Regions from separate parts of the Homo sapiens genome. Here region 1 is linked to region 2. The links are chromatin contacts, found by Hi-C or POLR2A ChIA-PET in ENCODE. All regions are on one chromosome and are shown on one strand. The core of a region is the stretch at or near the end of the contact, and the rest is flanking DNA. Distances in the headings are between cores, read along the strand shown. Region 1 holds the start of LBHD1 (LBH domain containing 1). Region 2 has its middle 47 kb from the start of AHNAK.

Region 1 (2,700 bases), core at 161-2,660, 170 kb after region 2:
GCCGAGATCACGCCACTGCACTCCAGCTGGGCAACAGAGTGAGACTCTGTCTCAAAAAGCAAAAAAGAAAACGAAGCAAAACAAAAAGCAATACCAGCCGGGCGTGGTGGTGCACGCCTGTAATCCCAGCTATCCGGGAGGTTGAGGCAGGAGGATCGCTTGGGCCCTGGAAGTCGAGGCTTCAGTGAGCCATGATCGCGCCACTGCACTCCAGCCCTGGGCGACAGAGCGAGACCTTGTCTCCAAAAACAAACAAAACCACGCCCACACACTAACAACAACAACAAAACCAAAAAAAAACCCAAACAATACCAAGTGTGTACCATGACGAGAAAAGGAATAGGTTGTTTGTAAAATAAATGTTAAAGATAAGTAACTATTACCCATTTCTCCAACCAGTATACTTGACTTTGAGTGTTTGTTCCAGAGTTGAGGGGATGGAGAGGGATGTGTATGTGTGTAGATGCCCTCCATGCGCTGTGTTGAAAACGCGCGGGTGACTGCAGGAAACCACAGAGCACAGCTCGGGCCTCTACTGATCGGGAAACGTCGGAAGACAGAAAAATGGGCAATCATAAAACCCACGGCAACCATGAAGACACGCACTCTCCCCCTAGCAATCCCACCCCGGAATTGAGGACACAGGGTCCCCGCGCTCAGCCCTTGGTGCCAGCACTTCTTGGACACCTCAACCCCCTCAGCTAAACCTGAGATCCAAGCGCTCCGGATTCCAAACGTTTCCTCGAGCAGGTCCTCTCTAGCCGGCCGCTTATCTATGGTTTCTGCTATAGGGCGCTCTAGCCTGCGCCAAGGGGTAGTGAGACCGCGCGGCAACAGCTTGCGGCTGCGGGGAGCTCCCGTGGGCGCTCCGCTGGCTGTGCAGGCGGCCATGGATTCCTTGCGGAAAATGCTGATCTCAGTCGCAATGCTGGGCGCAGGGGCTGGCGTGGGCTACGCGCTCCTCGTTATCGTGACCCCGGGAGAGCGGCGGAAGCAGGAAATGCTAAAGGTAGAAGCAACTGGTAGTCCCGAGGAAGGGTGGGCGGGTGGAGAGCCCCGGACTGGAGCTCCTGCGAACTCCCCTTCCTGCCCTCAGGAGATGCCACTGCAGGACCCAAGGAGCAGGGAGGAGGCGGCCAGGACCCAGCAGCTATTGCTGGCCACTCTGCAGGAGGCAGCGACCACGCAGGAGAACGTGGCCTGGAGGAAGAACTGGATGGTTGGCGGCGAAGGCGGCGCCGGCGGGAGGTCACCGTGAGACCGGACTTGCCTCCGTGGGCGCCGGACCTTGGCTTGGGCGCAGGAATCCGAGGCAGCCTTTCTCCTTCGTGGGCCCAGCGGAGAGTCCGGACCGAGATACCATGCCAGGACTCTCCGGGGTCCTGTGAGCTGCCGTCGGGTGAGCACGTTTCCCCCAAACCCTGGACTGACTGCTTTAAGGTCCGCAAGGCGGGCCAGGGCCGAGACGCGAGTCGGATGTGGTGAACTGAAAGAACCAATAAAATCATGTTCCTCCACCCAGAATGAGCCCTGCAGTCGACACCTACCAATGCTTAGAGACGCGTGGTCGGTGCTGGGGGCGCGGCCTGGAGCTGCTGCCTGTCCCACCCCACCAGAAGAGGCTGATCCCGATAGGTATCTGACCACATTTTTTTTTTTTTTTTTTTTTTGAGACGGAGTCAATGTCACCCAGGCTGGAGTGCAGTGGCACGATCTCGGCTCACTGCAACCTCCGCCCCTGGGTTCCAGCAATTCTCCTGCCTCAGCTTCCCGAGTAGCCGGGATCACAAGTGCGCGCCACCAAGCCCAGCTAACTTTTGTGTTTTTAGTTGAGACAGGGTTCACCATGTTGGCTAGACTGGTCTCGAACTCCAGACCCAGGTGATCCGCCCGCCTCGGCCTCCCAAAGGGCTGGGATTACAGGCGTGAACCACCTCGCCCTGCCGCGGCCACATTTTTTCTTTTTTTTGAGATGGAGTCTTGCTCTTGTCACCCAGGCAGGAGTGCAGTGGCGCAATCTTGGCTCACTGCAACCTCTGCCTCCTGGGTTCAAGCTGTTCTCCTTACTCAGCCTCCCATGTAGCTGGGATTACAGGCGTCCGCAACCACGCCCGGCTGATATTAGTAGTTTTAGTAGAGGCGGGTTTCACCATGTGGCCAGGCTGATCTCGAACTCCTGACCTCAGGCAGTTCACCCGTCTCAGCCTCCCAAAGTGCTGGGATTAGAGGCGTGAGCCACTGCGCCCGGCCAACCACATTTTCAAAACAGGTCATGTGGTGTCAGGTTGGAGTGTACTTCCAGGGATAACCGTGGGACATTCTTGAAATCTGAACTATCCTGGGAAGTCTTGAAGTAATGGATGCCTATAGTGGACACTCAGGACTCCTGTCCTTGGAGCGAGATTGGAGGGGCATCTAGCACTTAACATATGCCACAATGCTTTCTGTGGCCATTATTTAACCTCTGGTTAAACAAGCTTAGGAGGCTGACTTACTAGTAGTAAAAGGAGTGTGCTTTGAGTCACAGATCCTGGTTGAACTCCAGCATGTTACAAACCTCAGCCCTGTTCTATGAAAGGTCATAACTACGAGGATTATTGTAAAACATTAATTTAGAAATGTAAAGTGGTCCCCAATCTCTGGATCTGGTCAGGATTTATTGGAGCTGCCACTGAGGGGATTAAATAAGTGGGGTCAAAG
Region 2 (2,700 bases), core at 78-2,577:
CTCTTGTATTGTTTTAATTTTTTACAAAATGAATGGCATACTAAGATTACACTAAATGTAATTATAATTACACTATATAGTGTAATTATAATTACACTATATGGTGTAATTAAAAATTGAATCTTTGGGGCCAGACATAGTGGCTCATGCCTATAATCCCAGTGCTTTAGAAGGCCAAGGTGGGAGGATCGCTTGAGGCCAGAAGTTTGAGAGCAGCACGTGAGCAACATAGTGAACCCAGACTCACTCTAAAAAAAAAAAAAAAAGAAATTTTTTTTTATTAGCTGGGCATGGAAGCTGTGCCTTTAGTAAGAGCTACTCAGAAAGCTGAGGTGGGAGGATCTCTTGAGTCCAGGAGTTCAAGGTTGCAGTGAGCTGTGATCATGCCAGTGCACTCCAGCCTGAGTGACAGAGCAAGGCCCTTCTCTAAAAAAAATAAAATAAAAACAAAAAACAAAATAAATAGATCTTTGGAAATGTTGGCTCTAAAAATTTCCACCTGTCCAACAGAATATTCATTAGGATTGAAAGTACTTTACCAGCTGTGATTACTTCAACAAGGGGAGGTTCATTATTCAACAAATATTTATTGAGCATCTACTGTGGGCCAGGCACTGTTCTAGACTCTGGGGATATATTAAAAATCCCTGCCTTCATGGAGCCTATATTCCAGCGGACTTTATGGCCTCTCTTCCGCCTCGCTTCTCCCACTTCCTTTGGTGGGAGTGGTCTCTGGAAGACAGGCATGGGCATGGGGAGATAAAATATGCCCGGAGGCAGGGGCATGACGTAGATGAACTCTGACCATGTCTTCTAGGCCTGGGAAAGAGGAAAAGATAGAAAGGGTTTAAGGCTTTAGTGCAGACCCATAGCATCCGACTGGCCTCTCACTAAACATCCTCTGTATCTGTTCAAACCTGCCAGGCGCAGTGGCTTATGCCTGTAATCCCAGCACTTTGGGAGGCCGAGGCGGGTGGATCACCTGAGGTCGGGAGTTCGAGACCAGCCTGACCAACATGGCGAAACCCAGTCTCTACTAAAAATACAAAAAAATTAACTGGGCATGGTATCGTGTGCCTGTAATCTCAGCTATTCGGGAGACTGAGGCAAGAGAATCGCTTGAACCCGGGAGGCGGAGGTTGTAGTGAGCCAAGATCGCACCACAGCACTCCAGCCTGGGCAACAGAGCAAGACTCCATCTCAAAAAAACAAAAAACCAGCCGCACAAGTTGAGCTGTCGGCAGCTGCGCAGCTCCTAGCCACTCCTCCATCTCCTGGAGACTGTGAACCAAGCCACAAAGGGGAAAGGGGTGTGGCCGAGTGCTGGTGGGGCTTAGGAGCTCCTGGCTCCTCTGGGATGCCAATGAGACTTCCCTTCTGGCATGAGGCCACGTAGAATGATGATGGCTGAGAGTGCAGCAGTAGGAGGACAGAGGATAGCTGGTAAAGGGAAAGTGAGTAAGTGGAAGGAAGTCCATGTAAGAGCTAACTGTGCTCCATCTGGGCCAAAATGGGGAGATCACATCTCCCTTCAGGCGTCATCTGACACCAGACCAAGGCTCAGCCAAGCTTTTCTGTGCTGGAAAGCCAGAAGCCAGGAAGGAGAGCCTGCTGCTCCTGGGTGCCCTCACTTTCCAGTCCTCTGCTCCTCTGTCCCCCACACCAGACTACCTGGCTCCAGCTTGCTTCTTGTCTAAGCTGAACAGAATAGAGAAGAGGGCAGGTGAAATGCCTCAAGACAGGCCTGGCATGAAAAAGTGGAACTTAGTTTGTGGCTTACCCAAGAGATTAAACATAGTCTAGTTGTATCCACGCAATTAAGATGGGAAGGTTAAGGATCCTGTATTCCAGATCAATCTGCACTCACAAAACGAGGACCGTAGTAAACGCAAAGGAATGACTCAATAGTAGCGAAATTCAGACATCCTTGACAAGCCAGTAGGGGAGATATTTCAGGCTAGGGCAGCCTCACCTGAGGCCTTCAAATCATACTATAAAGGTACCTGGCTGCCCCACCTGAGCCCAGCCTAGCCAGCTTCCCAGCTATGTCAGTTCACACAGGTGCTAGAAGGCTGGGGTAATCTGATTGGCCCAGAGAGTCATGTGTGCTACAGAACACTACCTTCGTTAACGATCAGAGTCAGGTTTGAACCTGTTCCTCCCAAACCTACGTGCTGTCCCTCAGAGAGCCCGATGATGACACACAGGGCGTGGTATGTGGCTCCGAACCTCCCCAGTGACTTAAAAAATCCAAGTGGGTTTTAAATTGCTGCTCCCAGTTGATCATACCAGAAATCGAGCTATAGAACCGCCTCAACATCATTTTTTTTCTCCCACTTTGAGCTAAGTGAACAAACTGGGAGATTTCTGCCTCACCACTTTACATAGTAAATAATCCTTTCATCTCCCCTTTGGCTGGGAAGAGCTTACTCTGTGTGGACAGGGAACCAGCAGAAGCCTCTATGTCAGCTGAGTTTTGAACAAGGCAGCGTTGAGCTGGGAATGCTCACTATCAAGTTTTTTCCCCCTTGACAACTGGATGTGGACATTGCTCAGACATACTGTATCACATTAAAACATACAATTCTGGCCAGGCACAGTGGCTCACATCTGTAATCCTAACACTTTGGGAGGCTGAGATGGGAGAATTGCTTGAACCCAAGAGTTCGAGACCAGCCTGGGCAACATAGTGAAACACCA

The links. A loop is a pair of places that touch in the nucleus more often than their neighbours do. ChIA-PET counts read pairs that join two places held with the same protein, here RNA polymerase II (POLR2A). Pooled maps may share reads with other maps.
Region 1: a loop to region 2 is called in a pooled map, with 4 times the contacts of the local background. The contact joins the promoter of LBHD1 here to the enhancer-like site in region 2. A Hi-C loop is called at or near these places in 1 of 50 pooled maps. POLR2A ChIA-PET finds 5 or more read pairs at or near these places in 8 of 52 experiments (A549, CD4-positive, alpha-beta memory T cell, Caco-2 and 4 more).

Annotation. Positions count from the first base shown.
Region 1 is chr11:62,670,857-62,673,556 of GRCh38, forward strand. It overlaps LBHD1 (LBH domain containing 1), which reads right to left and starts at 1,411. Exons shown (of 7, transcript NM_024099.5): 1 at 708-1,411. It overlaps UQCC3 (ubiquinol-cytochrome c reductase complex assembly factor 3), which reads left to right and starts at 817. Exons shown (of 2, transcript NM_001085372.3): 1 at 817-1,009; 2 at 1,097-2,700. The coding sequence starts at 890. The coding sequence ends at 1,258. RefSeq lists enhancers at 1-242, 243-982, 983-1,724, 1,091-1,250 and a silencer at 1,491-1,620.
Region 2 is chr11:62,498,349-62,501,048 of GRCh38, forward strand. It overlaps a transcript of AHNAK not described here. Among named protein-coding and RNA genes, the nearest start is that of AHNAK, 47 kb to the right of the region's middle. Within about 2 kb of position 1,328, at least 15 of the 41 ENCODE cell types and tissues checked have a DNase peak (open chromatin) inside an H3K27ac peak, as active enhancers do.